Regions from separate parts of the Homo sapiens genome. Here all the other regions are linked to region 3. The links are chromatin contacts, found by Hi-C or POLR2A ChIA-PET in ENCODE. All regions are on one chromosome and are shown on one strand. Each heading gives the region's core, a stretch centred on a gene start or an enhancer-like site at or near the end of the contact. The rest is flanking DNA. Distances are from core to core; before and after follow the strand shown. Region 1 holds the start of SAMD13 (sterile alpha motif domain containing 13). Region 2 has its middle 39 kb from the start of DNASE2B. Region 3 holds the start of SYDE2 (synapse defective Rho GTPase homolog 2).

The links. A loop is a pair of places that touch in the nucleus more often than their neighbours do. ChIA-PET counts read pairs that join two places held with the same protein, here RNA polymerase II (POLR2A). Pooled maps may share reads with other maps.
Region 1: a map of naive thymus-derived CD4-positive, alpha-beta T cell shows a loop between it and region 3 (5-fold over the local background). The contact joins the promoter of SAMD13 here to the promoter of SYDE2 in region 3. A Hi-C loop is called at or near these places in 1 of 168 maps with a recorded cell type or tissue (naive thymus-derived CD4-positive, alpha-beta T cell) and 6 of 50 pooled maps. POLR2A ChIA-PET finds 5 or more read pairs at or near these places in 1 of 52 experiments (WTC11).
Region 2: a map of naive thymus-derived CD4-positive, alpha-beta T cell shows a loop between it and region 3 (9-fold over the local background). The contact joins the enhancer-like site here to the promoter of SYDE2 in region 3. A Hi-C loop is called at or near these places in 1 of 168 maps with a recorded cell type or tissue (naive thymus-derived CD4-positive, alpha-beta T cell) and 5 of 50 pooled maps. POLR2A ChIA-PET finds 5 or more read pairs at or near these places in 3 of 52 experiments (OCI-LY7, activated CD4-positive, alpha-beta T cell and activated T-cell).

What each region holds. Positions count from the first base shown.
Region 1 is chr1:84,299,161-84,303,531 of GRCh38, reverse strand. SAMD13 (sterile alpha motif domain containing 13) reads right to left here and starts at 1,824. Exons shown (of 4, transcript NM_001134663.2): 1 at 1,731-1,824; 2 at 245-329. The coding sequence starts at 297.
Region 2 is chr1:84,434,990-84,439,445 of GRCh38, reverse strand. No RefSeq gene overlaps it. Among named protein-coding and RNA genes, the nearest start is that of DNASE2B, 39 kb to the right of the region's middle. Within about 2 kb of position 1,970, at least 5 of the 41 ENCODE cell types and tissues checked have a DNase peak (open chromatin) inside an H3K27ac peak, as active enhancers do.
Region 3 is chr1:85,197,788-85,202,624 of GRCh38, reverse strand. It overlaps SYDE2 (synapse defective Rho GTPase homolog 2), which reads left to right and starts at 1,609. Exons shown (of 7, transcript NM_032184.2): 1 at 1,609-2,373. The coding sequence starts at 1,629. It overlaps LOC124904207 (a long non-coding RNA gene), which reads left to right and starts at 2,383. Exons shown (of 2, transcript XR_007066199.1): 1 at 2,383-2,474; 2 at 2,586-4,837. RefSeq lists a silencer at 721-1,870 and an enhancer at 1,883-2,494.

The DNA of each region.
Region 1 (4,371 bases), core at 575-3,074, 900 kb after region 3:
GTTCCAAAGCCTGATACACAAACCTTTCATATATATTTTGATGTCTGAGTCATCTCTGTCTTAGAAATGCAATACAGAAAAAGGTAACTGGGGTAGGGGGGAGAAGGGAGGCTGCTGGCCAGTGTAGACAAACCAAGGCGACCCCCAAACTGTGTATTGTAGTAGATAAGCAAGAAGTACGAAAATAGAAACTAAGTCCCTCTGTTGTTTGCAGAAGCAGAACTCAGAAGCCAGCTTCACTTACTTTTTTACACCGACAGAGCCATTTTCCTTGTTTTCCATGTCAACAGATAGCATGGGAAGGCTGCAGGGTTCCTTTACTTCAGCAACTAATCAATAAGGGAGAAAAGCTTGTGTTTAATTCTTAGAAAGTGAGAGAAGAATATATATTCTGAATCGGAAACATAATGGTCCCTTTTACAGCTTCACACCAGTTCACGTATGTTTGTTTAAATCTCCAGTTCCCTCGGCGATTGGAGAGATGTGATTAAACCTAAAGAACTGGAGGAGACGGATTGGGGTGCTTTCATCTGTACTGGCACTCCCTGCCTTGACAATAAGCATTTGCAAATGAAATTGAATCCTCGTTGAAAACAAGTGCTGTGTGAACTGGCACAGCTTCTTCTGGGTGCCTAGCTCTCACTTAAGACACTGCAACTCATAAATGAGTCAAAGTAGAGAAAAACAATCCCCCTTTTCCTGCCCCCCTCCCATTATGGGCTTTGATTTGTTTTTTCTTATTGTGTTTGGTTTTTTTTTTGTCCACTCCCCCTTGCTCCTAGATTTTTTCATTGCAATGCAGAAGGACACTTAAAGCTTTTGTCAGCAAGTATTCCCCTACCTCACATTCTCAACGAAAGCCTCAAAAACCCGTCTGTGAGATGGCCATGCTGTGGTAAAGCAGGAAGCTCACAAAAAATGCCAGATAGCCCTTAGCACAGAAAGGTGGTGCTGGTGTGTGTGTGTGTGTGTGTGTGTGTGTGTGTGTGTATGTGTAAGAAAGAGTAGGTAACTCATTAGATTTATGAAAAATCATCAAAACATTTAAGGAGATATTGTAGCATCCATCACTCTGTCTTTTTGTTTAGTAGGATGAGGGCTGTGGAAAATTAAAAGCCTTCCACAATTAATATGCAATTAGCAAAATGAAAAAGCTACGAACAAAACTGCTTTAAGAAAAAAAAAAAAAAAAAAGGAAGAAACAGTCCCGAAACGTGTTTGCTCTTATTCAGCTGAAGCCATAAATTAAATACATTTCCACTCAAATCACTTTATACTTCGGCACTCCTTCTCTAGGGATTACTCTGACATGGCAAGTGCATCATTTAGTATATTCGCAAGATTTTATCACTGTTAGAGAAGTAGATGATTAACAAATAACACTGTAAGTGTGGGATAATTTTCACTCCTGAAACACACACATACACACAAACTTCCAGCTGCAAACCACTTAGATCATTGATAGAGAAATCCAACATTTAATATATATATATAGATATTAGCATACATTCACACACCGTTAGAGAGTAGACAGGAAGATAGTGCTGCTGCTCCATGCTAACAGAATATGATTTCACTTCAGTTGGAAACTGTTACACATTCACCATTTTCTAAGCATCTCAGAAAACAAAACAAAACACTCACAATGATACTCTGCAACACCACACTACATTGTCTTATTATTATTACTATTATTTTCTTTTCTGTGGAAGAGTAAAAAGAAAACCTACCTATAAGCAACTAAAAAATATCATTTTTTATAGGCTTATCAAGAACAGCCAAAGAAACCCCAATGTTTTCTTTCACAAAGTAGGCTGGCAAAGGAATTCAATAAGGAGGTACAATTTGACACAGTGAAATAAAACCAGGCTGGCTCTCAGCCAACATGACGTTAGGAATCACACACAAGCTGCACCAACTGCCTTCTGGTTCATGGCTGACTTTTTAAAGCTACAGTGTGCCTGTTCACTTTTGCTAACTACCTTCAGCACAATTAGTGCAAGAAATGAGTAAGGAGTCCAAAACCTGCAGAATTCTCCCTGCACCTGTCTTGTACAAAGAAAAACAAGCTGTCTCAATAGCTTCTTATTTTCTCCCTCCCCTTCATTGTTGCTGCATGATAGGTCTTAGCTGTTGTTCTGAGCATGAATGTCATGTTTCAAACTATTTCCTTTTCTCCCCAGAGGGAAAAATAAGAGTGAGAAGCCAGTGCTTATGGGCTATAACCAGAGAACACTCGGAAGCTGCAGTCCCATGTTACTCTTTTTTTCCTAATAGAGATTCATGGACAAAGTTCCCAGGGCTGGCTTTTAAGTAATCTCTTTGTGAGAATAAGGAAAGCACTGCCCAGCAGCAAATCCTTTTACTTCATTATGCAGGAAGTAACATATTTCGGAAAGGATGCAAAATAGATGACCAGATCTCCTGAAAACGCCCACATTCTTTTATTTTGGCATTTATCCTGCCAAATGAAGCCAGCAAAAATTCAAACTGAAACAAACAAAACCTTATTCTACAAAACGAAAACAATTAGTTCTGGGAGGTTTAATTTTAACTGTTTATCCCAGTTGGACAAAAAGCATAATTCAAGAAATTTAACCAACACTTACAATCTATGAGTACCCGGTACTATATTAGTTACATATGAATAGAAAGACATTATGCCCACCCCAAAATTCATAGTCTCTCCCGCCATCATCCTAAATACCAAATCAGAAAACTGGGAGGTGGAGCAGAGAGGCTGGGCAAGATCTTTTGTTTAAGTTACCCTGGTCATTCTCACAGTTCCCTTGCTTGGCTTAAACCACTTTTCCAGGAGAATAATCTCATCCCATTAATGTTCTGCACATACACAGAAAACATACATGGTTGCCTCTTCATTGAAATAAACATCAATCAACATTTGGACACTTTTAGGTCAAGATGGTCAACAAAACCACTCAAGACAGGGCACAGAACACAGGTTCCCCAGAAAGATCCTGGAAAAAGTTATCACTTGCTGTAATATCCTGTAGAATTCAGGTAGAATCTGAGGAAAAAGCTGCCTGCTTCCCTTTTTAAAAATAATCTTTTAGGACATTAGGAGATTACCTTTGATCTAAATTTGGAACCTGAATTTCAAGGTCAAAAAATTTGTTCTTTACTTATTCCAGGAATTATATTAGAAATTTTTGACTTCCTTGAAGATCAGTGCCAAGAAAGATTTCAAATATTTGCCATTGCTCCCTTGAAAAGGCAAACAATAGTAATCTAGGAACCAATTAAATATTTTTGAGCAGTATTTTTTGAGCATGGGTCAGGCATGTGGATCTTTCACCAGTGCTGATCTCAAAATGATGGACTTTTATGTAGATAAAGAGCTCTTTCACTAACAGATTCCTTAACGCTTTTGGACTTGATCTGAAATTCCTGAACTATTCTCCCAGTAAATCCAAATTGGAAGCGAGTTGGACTGGGAGTTCTGTGTCTTGGGGAGCTGGGGTTGTCCTGACAGTGCTGCTCAGAACAAAAGCATGTTCAGCTCTCCACTCTTGACGGGGAAAAGGCAAAGAAACTGTAGTTACACCCAGCTCTTCCTTAGACACAGCCACAGGAGAAAGGATTCTGTGAAGTTTTTCCAAGCATCTCTTCCTGCATATACAAAGGGACATCCCCTCCCATCTGGCCTGCTGTGATCAAAAGTTTGCCTGTTACACAAGAGTAAAGTTTCAGAAAGTGTTGTAGGAAGTTAATCCCGTTTTATAAAAAGTGAGCCACAAAGACACTCTAAATTATGACAACAGGTTTCACTTACCAGCTAGTTTCTAACTTTGGTAGTAAACTGACACTTGTGAATATAAATAAATAAATAAATAAATATATATATATATATATACACTAGTACTCACACACTCCCTCCAACAAACTGTTTGCCATCAATCCTCTGCTGATAAAAAGTTGTGTGTGTAGTATGTAGCATAAAGTATGTGAGTGTGATGTGTGCACTATGTGGTGTACTTTGTGTGTGGGTGTGGTACGTATGTGGGGGTGTGTGTGTATGTGGTGTGTGGGGGTGAGGGGGAGAGGCAACCAAACAAGACCTTCCGATCCAGCACATTATGGGATATGCTGAAATAACTTTAGAGATCCTGAAATCTCCAAATTATATGCTGAAATAACTTTGGTGTCAGTATTCTGGAGCAGAACTGTCGACCCACTTGGGAATGCGCTCAGATAGGGAGAGGGGAGGCGGTTAGGAAGGGCGGGAAGCTGTTGACTTTGATTGGCTTCTTTTCTAGATCAGCATTCGTCCCCCAGGCAGAAAGGACTCGCCTAGGGAGCCAGCGCGGTCCCAAAGGAGCCGCCGGCCCTGCCTCCCGGGATCCGACCCCC
Region 2 (4,456 bases), core at 721-3,220, 760 kb after region 3:
GATTAAGGTTTGTTATTAATAATGAGTTACCATATAGTAAAAAAGTTGAACACAAAGTAGGGAATCCTTTCTAGAAATTGAACCATTGGCTGAATAGTAGTCATCAAGGAGATTTTTATTTAAAAAACAAGTGATCAGATTTGGGAATAGAAATACAATCATGATTCTAATTAATATTATGTGTTTTTAAAAACATCCCATGTTACGAAATTGTGACATGTAGAATGAATTTAGGACATTTAGATGGAAAAGAGCAGTTTGTTCCTGACTATTAATGTAGGTTCACACGATTTCAACTAGGAAGATCTGTTGACAAGAAACAATGTTAAAAGATGCTTTCTTTACTTTTATATATAGAAACTCACACCAGTCACACAGCTGGTGTGAAACTTACACCAGCTTTCGCACCAGTCCTACTTTCCAGAAAAATCTTTATTTACATTGCACTGTTTGTGTTTTCCTAGAATTATATTAAATGCACTCGACTGCACTGCATTGCTATCATACTGAATTCACTTTATTTTTTGTAATTAATGCTTGGAAAACTTTAACATTATTACTCCCCAAACTAGTCCCTGACAGCAGACTGCTGTTTCTATATATACTGTAAGAGGTTTAGCATATTTTTTAATTTGCAGAGATTCCTTATGGCACCTTTCCACACAGGTATCATTAGAGTCTTAAAATCTGTAATAGTGTTGAAGATCTTCCACTAACACTGAGATGAGAGCTCCCAAGGATCCACCTTCCCCCACCACCCACCGCCAAGAGACTCTATCCCATGGCTTGATACTCACAAAAATCTTTCATTATTTGTTCATTCAACATACATCTGTTGAACACTTACTACATGCAGGCTGCTGTGGGAGGATGAAGATTTTCAAGAGTCAAAAGAAATAGCCTAGTGAATGTATAGATTGCCTCCCATTTATACTTTTCTACTAATAGCAACTGTCCTTAGGTGTTATTAGCCATAAACTAAAAATGAATCCTAGCTACATAAAATATTACAAATATGTGTAGAACATCACCTTTTCTTTATTGACCATGGATTTGAGTATCACTGTCTTATCTCTTCCTCAGGCTTAGAATAGACAAGGATCTATTTTCATTTATCCTTCTACTTCCCATCCATTTCCAAAGTTCTTAAACATTTATTTCACCTTGTCTTATTATAGATGCTAATTCCCTCTCATTAGCCAAGCTTGTTAGTTTGACACAAACCCAGTATTCAGACCTTGAGGAATAGCTCTGTCAATTCTAGGAAGGATTATCACCTGTGTTTCCTTAATTATGTTTCCCTTGATACCAGAAAGAATCCTAGCTTTTTGCCTACTCTGGGTTTAGGGCCAGTTTTAGTTGCAGTGTGGAATTTTCCTAAGCACTCCATAGTCTTGTTCAAGGCCCTTCTCCTTTACAGGCCCTCAGGGCCCCCCACACTGCCCTTTGACTCCTTGAGTTCCCTCAGGATCACTTGACAGACCCCCTTCATCCCAAGAGCACTCTGGGTCTCTCCTAGCCACCTTCCCTTCTTCAATCCTCCATCTAGAATTTTACAGGATAGATTTTTGAACAAACAGATCTTTATGGATCTCCTTAAACCATGGCAAATATCAGCGTTCCACCTTTAGGGTAGCTGCTTCATAGAATTATGATCATAGCATATTTTTAGAACTAGAAAGAACGTTGGAGCTTATCTGTGTTTTTTTTGTTTGTTTGTTTTGTTTAATTAGCATGATCTTTGCTTAAAAGAAACCTTATTTGGATATCTAGTTTATAAAACAAGTAAGAGTGGAGCTGTGCTGGATGGAGGGGCAGTGTGTCCCCACTGTCCTTCAACTTCTCACCTCTGAATTCCCAGAACAGCCTACACATGCCATCAACATAGTACTCTACAGAAGACCTCCGAAAACTGCCTGATTTGCTAGATGAAGATTGCCAAAGAGTTTCACTTTGTACTTCCTCCTTCCCCTTGGAGGTCTGATCTCTGTTCTCATGAACTTGAGACTATTGTCTGCCTGCCTCCAACCTACTTAGAGGGTCTCACGCCAGCTCCCTGCCAGTCACAGGCTTAACAACACTTTGCAGCAGTGAGTGTCATGAGGCTAGGTTTGGTTGACGAGGGTCCTTGAAAATATTCCAAGAGCCTGTACACAAGTGCTAAGTTTTCTCTTATTATAACATTACACTCTTAAAAATATTTAGCAAAAATAGAGACTTGTGAAAATGTTCTCCCTTCCAGCGACTGTGGTGAGAAAGCACTTCCCTGGGAGTCTGCAAAGACACAAAACATTTCTTGTTCTCACTTCAGCTTTTGACCAGCAAAATCCAGCTGAATTTTCTTTCATATCAATTGTTTCTGTCCTCAGAGACATCTAGATGCATTTGCATTACTTTAGTGGAAGCAGAGGGAGGATTGGCATGAAACTGGTAGTTGTGATAGTTTCTGGAAAGGTCCATGTTAGAGAAGAACAGATTGTTTTATTTACGTGCTCCATATGACAATTTAGGACAGATAGAAGATAACCAGGAAGGCTTGATGTAGAAATCTTAATTTAGCTTAGGCTCTGATTTAAAAATAAAATCTATGTGAATGGTGGGGGAAGAAGAAGGGAGCAATTGGAGGACTTCTTCATGTTTTACAGCTGGTAATTAAATTTTGCCATCCTGTTAGACCATATATTTTGAGAAGGCAAGGGAATATAGAAGAAAGCATGTGGGCTGTCAAGTCCTTCCTTCCTTCCTCTATTCATTTTTTTTGTCAATAATTTATGATTTATTTTTCTTCCTTCTTCCCTTTCTTTCTTGAAAAATTTTTTAGGCTCCTAAAATGTGCTTGGCATTGTTTGCTGCTAAGGACACAAGACTGAACTACACAGTATGGAGCTTACAGCCTGGGGAACATTATCATTCTACCTTTGTCATTTACTAGCTGAGTGACCTTGGGAAAAGAATAACTTAATCTTTCTGAGCTTCAGTTTCATCTTCTGTAAAATGGGAATAATACTGACTTCTCACGTGGGGGCAACAAATAAATGAGAATTGAATGAGTTAATGTGCCGATTACTCCCACAGTATGCCAGGTACATAGTAGGGGCTTAAAAAATTGGAGCCTATTCCCCTCTTACAGTCATTGTAACCTGATATTTAGGTTCATCTTCCCACATTCTACAAGGGTTAGGGCATCAGGCTCTTTATTCACTCTGCCTCAGAGTGCTCCTGAACATCCCCTTCAGCAACCTATAGGCCTTCCTAGCCATCCTGAATTCTCAAAACCCCTTCCAGACTTCAGCTCTTTCAGTCTCCCATTGAATCAGCATTTCAGTCCCTTCAGCCTCTCTGTTCTCTGGATCCCATCTTAGTGTCAAAAACTGTCAACCTCACCCTTCCCCCTTCAGCCCATCCTTTCTCTCCATGATGACTTTATTTCCTTTCATGTTCCTCCTGTATGCCACAGCCAAACATTCACTGCTGCCATCTCACCAGGATACTGCTCTTTTGTCTGCTCCATTGGCCATGGCAATCTATAACTCTGAATCTACCCAATTACTAGTTTTTTTTTTCTCTCACCTTTGGTTTACCTGTTGCTGCTGGAGAAAAGTGCTCAACCACACCAATGTTCATCTCTTTTAGTTTTATATTTCTTGTTTTACTGTTCCCTTTATACTGCCTCGAGAAGCTTTTACACATTTTTAGTTGGTTTGATCTTCCTTTCCTTCAATAACAACTGCTGTAGCATGCAATCTTTGTCTCTCTTTGCCCTCATCTCCATGCTATCTTCCTAAAATCATCCTCCACCATTCAAAAGTCACGTGTACCTCCTTTCCTACTTCCTAGTTGTCCAAGAAGAAAATGTATTCTTACTCTTTTCCAAACTCAATTAGTGCTCTTGTTCCTTTCCTCCCTCCCAGCTTCTCTTGAATCTGGTAGAACCAATAATTTCTTCTCTTGTTTGTCTCTCCCTCTTCATTGGCTCTTCCTCATTAACCTTCAAACATGTTCAAGTCAGTCAGTCTCTCATCGGGGTGCTACCTTGCTTCTCTTGATTATTGCCAAATGTCTTCATTGTGTCGTTTGTCCTCATTACTTTCACTTTCTCATTTATCATTTAAAGAGCCACTAAAATTGGGCTTTCACCCAATTTTCACACTACCATACTGAAACTCTCTTGGGGTGACCAGGGTCCTCTTAACAAAGCCAGTGGTTTCTTGAAGTTCTCATCCTTCTTGGCATGTCTTTGGTTTTTAACACTGTTGACTTCTTTCTTGAAATTTTCTTCTCCTTTGACTTCAATCCAATAATAATTTCTCTTAGTTTTTCTCCAAAATCTCTAAGCTTTCTGTTTCACTTTTCCATTAATGGTTCCTCTTCTGCCTATTCTTCAAGTGCTGGTGATGTTCCCCAAGTTTCTATGCTCAATCGTCTTTTCATTTTCTACATTCTTTCTTAGGATGAT
Region 3 (4,837 bases), core at 360-2,859:
ACTTGAGTTTGCAACTGCTGCCCAGAACCTGGAATTTAACGTTTTTGGGAGACAGCCGGTATTTCTAGATTACACTGTGTCTCAACTTCAATTCAATTGCTTCTCAACTCACTATTTAAATTAAAATGAAGTGTTAACTTTTTTATATTAGAAAGCTGCAAACCTGTATGATAATCTTGTAGGTAGGGTGATGAGGGACATAATATTTGTGGCTCCATTTTACAAGTTTTGGCTGATGTAATAATTTTGTTAGCATGCATTAACTGAAATAAAGAAGGAAAAACAGACTTAAAAGAGACATCGGTGGGTGGGTTTTGTTTTGTTTTTGATAAAAGAACTCTTATAGAAAAGGAATCGCTGCAAATTTCTTTTAGCTAGCTAGCTCTCTGGGCGATTAAAATGATTGATACATTTCTAGAACACATGCACCGAGATACACCTGCACTCGTACTTTGTCCGTCAAAACAATCTTTGTTTTCTCTCAAGCTAGGACTTGCTGTGCCTAAGACACACCTCGTGCAGCGGTGGCGGTGAAGGTGCTGGGGTGACAGCCAGGAGGGCACTTTCCCTTTCTCGGGCTCCCTAACCAAAACTTTGCAGCCACCAGCCCAAACTCACGTTCCTGCTCGTTCTTCTTTCCCCTGCCTCAACTCTCCCCGCACCCTTCGCGCTCTGTGCGCCCACCCCTGCTTCCGTCGGTCAGCTTCAGCCGACCTACTACTCAACCTACCGGCCCGCGCCCTCCGCCTCCACCTGCACCACTCGCCCACCCCGAGAACCCACCTCTGCCGCCCCCGGCCCGCGCGCCCCGTCGCGGCCCGGGGCTCCGGGGCATGCGCGTTGCGGCGCCACCGCCCTCCCCCACGCCTTCCCGCGGCAGAGTTATGCCAAGTATGTGAGGAGCCGGCGAGGGCCAGCGCCGGTCATGGGGAGCCGCCGCCGCCTCCGCCTCCGCCTCCGCGAGCGCGGTTTTCTCCCCAGCGGGGCTCCGACCTCTCCCCCTGGCGGGGGTGAGCCTCGCGGCTAAGGCAGAGGGGATGGCGGACCCTCTGAGGAGGACGCTGTCCAGGCTCCGGGGAAGGCGGGGTCCCCGCGGCACCGGGGGGCTAGGGCTCCGGGCGGCAGCCGCAGCTGCGGTGGCGGCCTCTTCGGCAGCCGCGGGAGACGCCTGGGGTGCCGCAGACACCCTCCCACGTGAGCACGCCGGGGGACACGGGCGGAGCCTACAGCAGCCCTCGCCGTCACCTGAGGCGTGGGGTCCCGGGGCGCGGGTCCCCGGAGGGCACCCGGAGCAGTTGGGGGCGCTCGGGCCTCGGCCGCGCGGCGGGCAGGAGGCCGCCCCCCAGAGCCATGGGCTCGCTCACGCCCCTCCGCACTCCCCGGAGGGCTCCGAGGACAGCGGAGAGGAGGAGGAAGACGACAAGGACGAAGACGACTACGACGCCGACTACTACGAAAACCTGCCCGGCGGCTCGCAGTCTGCGCCCGAGCCTGAGGGGGCGGAGGCGGAACGGCGTCCCCCGCCTCCCCCAGCGGCGGGCTCCTCCCTGGGGGCGGAGGGCGGCCGCCTGGAGACAGGCAGGCTGCGGACCCAGTTGCGAGAGGCCTATTATCTGCTGATCCAGGCCATGCACGACCTGCCCCCTGACTCGGGCGCGCGGCGGGGCGGCAGGGGCTTGGCGGATCACAGCTTCCCCGCGGGAGCCCGGGCTCCGGGCCAGCCGCCTTCCCGCGGCGCCGCGTACCGCCGAGCCTGCCCCCGGGACGGGGAGCGGGGAGGCGGCGGACGCCCTCGGCAGCAGGTGTCCCCGCCCCGGTCGCCTCAGAGGGAGCCGCGGGGAGGCCAGCTGCGGACTCCTCGGATGCGGCCGTCCTGCAGCAGAAGCCTCGAGAGCCTCCGGGTGGGTGCCAAGCCGCCTCCCTTCCAGCGGTGGCCGAGCGACAGCTGGATCAGGTGCGGCGCGCACCGGGACTGGGACGAGCCCCCGCCACGTGGAGGCAGGATGGACGGCTGGAGTGGGGACCGCGCCCGGGCGGCTGCACCCACCGGCCTCCAGCCTCCAGGCTGCAAGGACCACGGCTGCTCCTCGGGAAGCCCTTTCAGGGATCCAGCGGGGTCCTCTGTGATACGCAGTGGCAAAGGAGACCGCCAGGAAGGCCCCTCCTTCCTCAGGCCGCCGGCAGTGACAGTCAAGAAGCTGCAGAAGTGGATGTACAAAGGGCGTCTGCTGTCCCTGGGAATGAAGGGTCGTGCCCGTGGGACGGCTCCCAAAGTCACAGGAACGCAGGCAGCCTCCCCAAATGTGGGCGCTTTGAAAGTGCGTGAAAACCGTGTCCTGTCGGTGCCTCCAGACCAAAGAATTACGCTGACAGGTAGGATACTTTGCGATGAAAATGCTAGCACCGCGAGCCTTACTGTTTACCGACTGGGCTTCTGTCTTAAGAGCCAAGAAAAAGTTATGTTTTTGCGACAGGTACGTTACCGGGCGAAAGTAAGTGTCATGTAAGTGGCAGCTTAAAGTAATTTCGGGGTTACTTAATGTAATGCATTTACTCGTTTTGCTTTTTTTTTTCTTTTTAATCAGACAATGGCATGAAGAATTGAGGTTGTGATTTCTTCTCGAAAAACCAGTGTGTCTATTCCCTAAGTATTACCTAAAGGAGTAAAGGTTAAGTATAACACACTTTTAGTAGGTTTACAGATGGGCGGCACTGTCTTGATTTTTATTCTTTGTAGCTCTAGGCAAATCCGTAGACTTTTGTGGAGTTTGTAAATTTGAATTTGATTCAAGGTAGATTTTATAGGCTTCATAAACTGTCATTTTACTCATTACAACTTTTTTTTTTTGCCTCTCCCAGGCACGCACACACATGCATACATACACACAACCAAAAACCCAAACAAATCAAACAAAAAAAACCCTACCATAAGTAGAATTTTTTAGTCAGGTAGTATTTCACATACACCATCTCTCCACCTGCCTCCCCCCGACAAAGAAACCTCAACAAAGTAATCTTTTTATTGTGAAAAATCAAGGACACTAACATTTTAATCAAAAGAAAAATGTTCCTCAGGTAGTTTTGTTTTTAAAGCAGTCATTTGCAAACTTAAATCCTATTTATAAGAGAAGTAAATTAGTTTTTTAAAAAGTATATTGATCCTTATAATAGGATTAAGCTCCCTATTTTGTATGTGCATGATTTTTAACTATCACTGAAGGTTTAGGTTATCAATTCTAGAAACCAGTCAATTATGTTGTAAATATCAAAATATCTTTCCTGAAAGGAGTATAATATCTTCAAAGTGAGCCAAAACAACATGGTCTTTTGAATACTCTTACATATAAAAATTTTTAGTGATCATAAAGACTTATAAGTCAGGAATAATTTGGAAAACATTAAATCCTGAAATGTAAAAGGTATTCACAGTACTTGGCGGTTTCTCTGGTAGTAATTATAAATCCTACAGGACTGGATTTATACACATTAACTTTGTTTAACCAATAAACACACAACAGTGGGGAGAAACAAAGTTCACAAAACTTCTTATCAAACAATGAAGACAAATCAAATGATTCATTCAAAGTGTGTGCCAACTTGCAAAGTTTTTTCCTGTCTATACGGCTCTAATACACACCTGTCAAATTTTATTCTCAAGGTTAAATATTCCATTTCACTTGAACAAAAGGATAATAGAATGTAAATTCTTTGTTGAGAGGTGTACTTTATACTAAGTTCATATTAAACATGCATTTCCAGGAGTAATTTGTAATCATTTATTATATTTTATTGCCACAATATTTTTACCTCCCCCCCTTTGGCTTAGTTTTAACTCTTGGTACCATAGTTGAATTTCAGCCATAACAAAAAATAGTCAAATATTTTTCACCCTTTTGTCACAGAGCTAAAACACTTACCATGTGATGGCTTTTAATGCCCTCAGTAGTAAACATTCAAGGATTTTTAAAGTAATAAATATAGTTCCTTTAAGAATGAATTTGATTTTTGCATTAAGCAACTAATTAAATGAAACTGCTAACTTAGAAATTAAAATGAAACAATTATTATGTGATAATATTTTAGATATTTTATGAGAAATCTAAGCCAAAGCTACCATAATCTCTGGTTTAAACAACTCTCAGATGTTACTTCCTTTTAAACCACTAATTCATTTTTCAGGAGAGATGAAAATAATTTGTGCAGTGTTTACATATCTAGTATAGATTTGGAGAGCTTTTTAAAAAAATTATTTTTCATGAAGTTTAGTTGGTCTTACTAAGTCCATTCTGGATACATTAGGTGGTTCTCATACAATTTTTATAGCCCCCAAAATGGAGATATGCTGTCATTTAACAACAGCTACAAGAAAAAGAACAGAGGGATTAAGCAGTTTGCCCAAGATCACTCAGTTGGTACCTGTGTATGGATTCAAACTACTATGTGGATTCAAACCCAAGGCGTCATGAGTTTGAAAAAAGCCCCTGTTTACATAAGATCAGAGACTCTAGAGTTCTTTAAAGGTCTGATCCAATTAATTCTATTAAATTGCTTGGATTGAGGATATGGGTGAATTTCAACAAGGCATAGCGGGGTAAGTAACTTCCTCAAAGTTGCAAAGAAGATGGGAGAATCTTAGGCCGGGTTTAAAGACATTTTAAAAAGTAATTGCTGGGCCGGGCGCAGTGGCTCATGCCTGTAATCCCAGCACTTTGGGAGGCCGAGGCGGGCGGATCACGAGGTCAGGAGATCGAGACCATCCTGGCTAATACTGTGAAACCCCGTCTCTACTAAGAATACAAAAAATTAGCCGGGCGTGGTGGTGGGTGCCTGTAGTCCC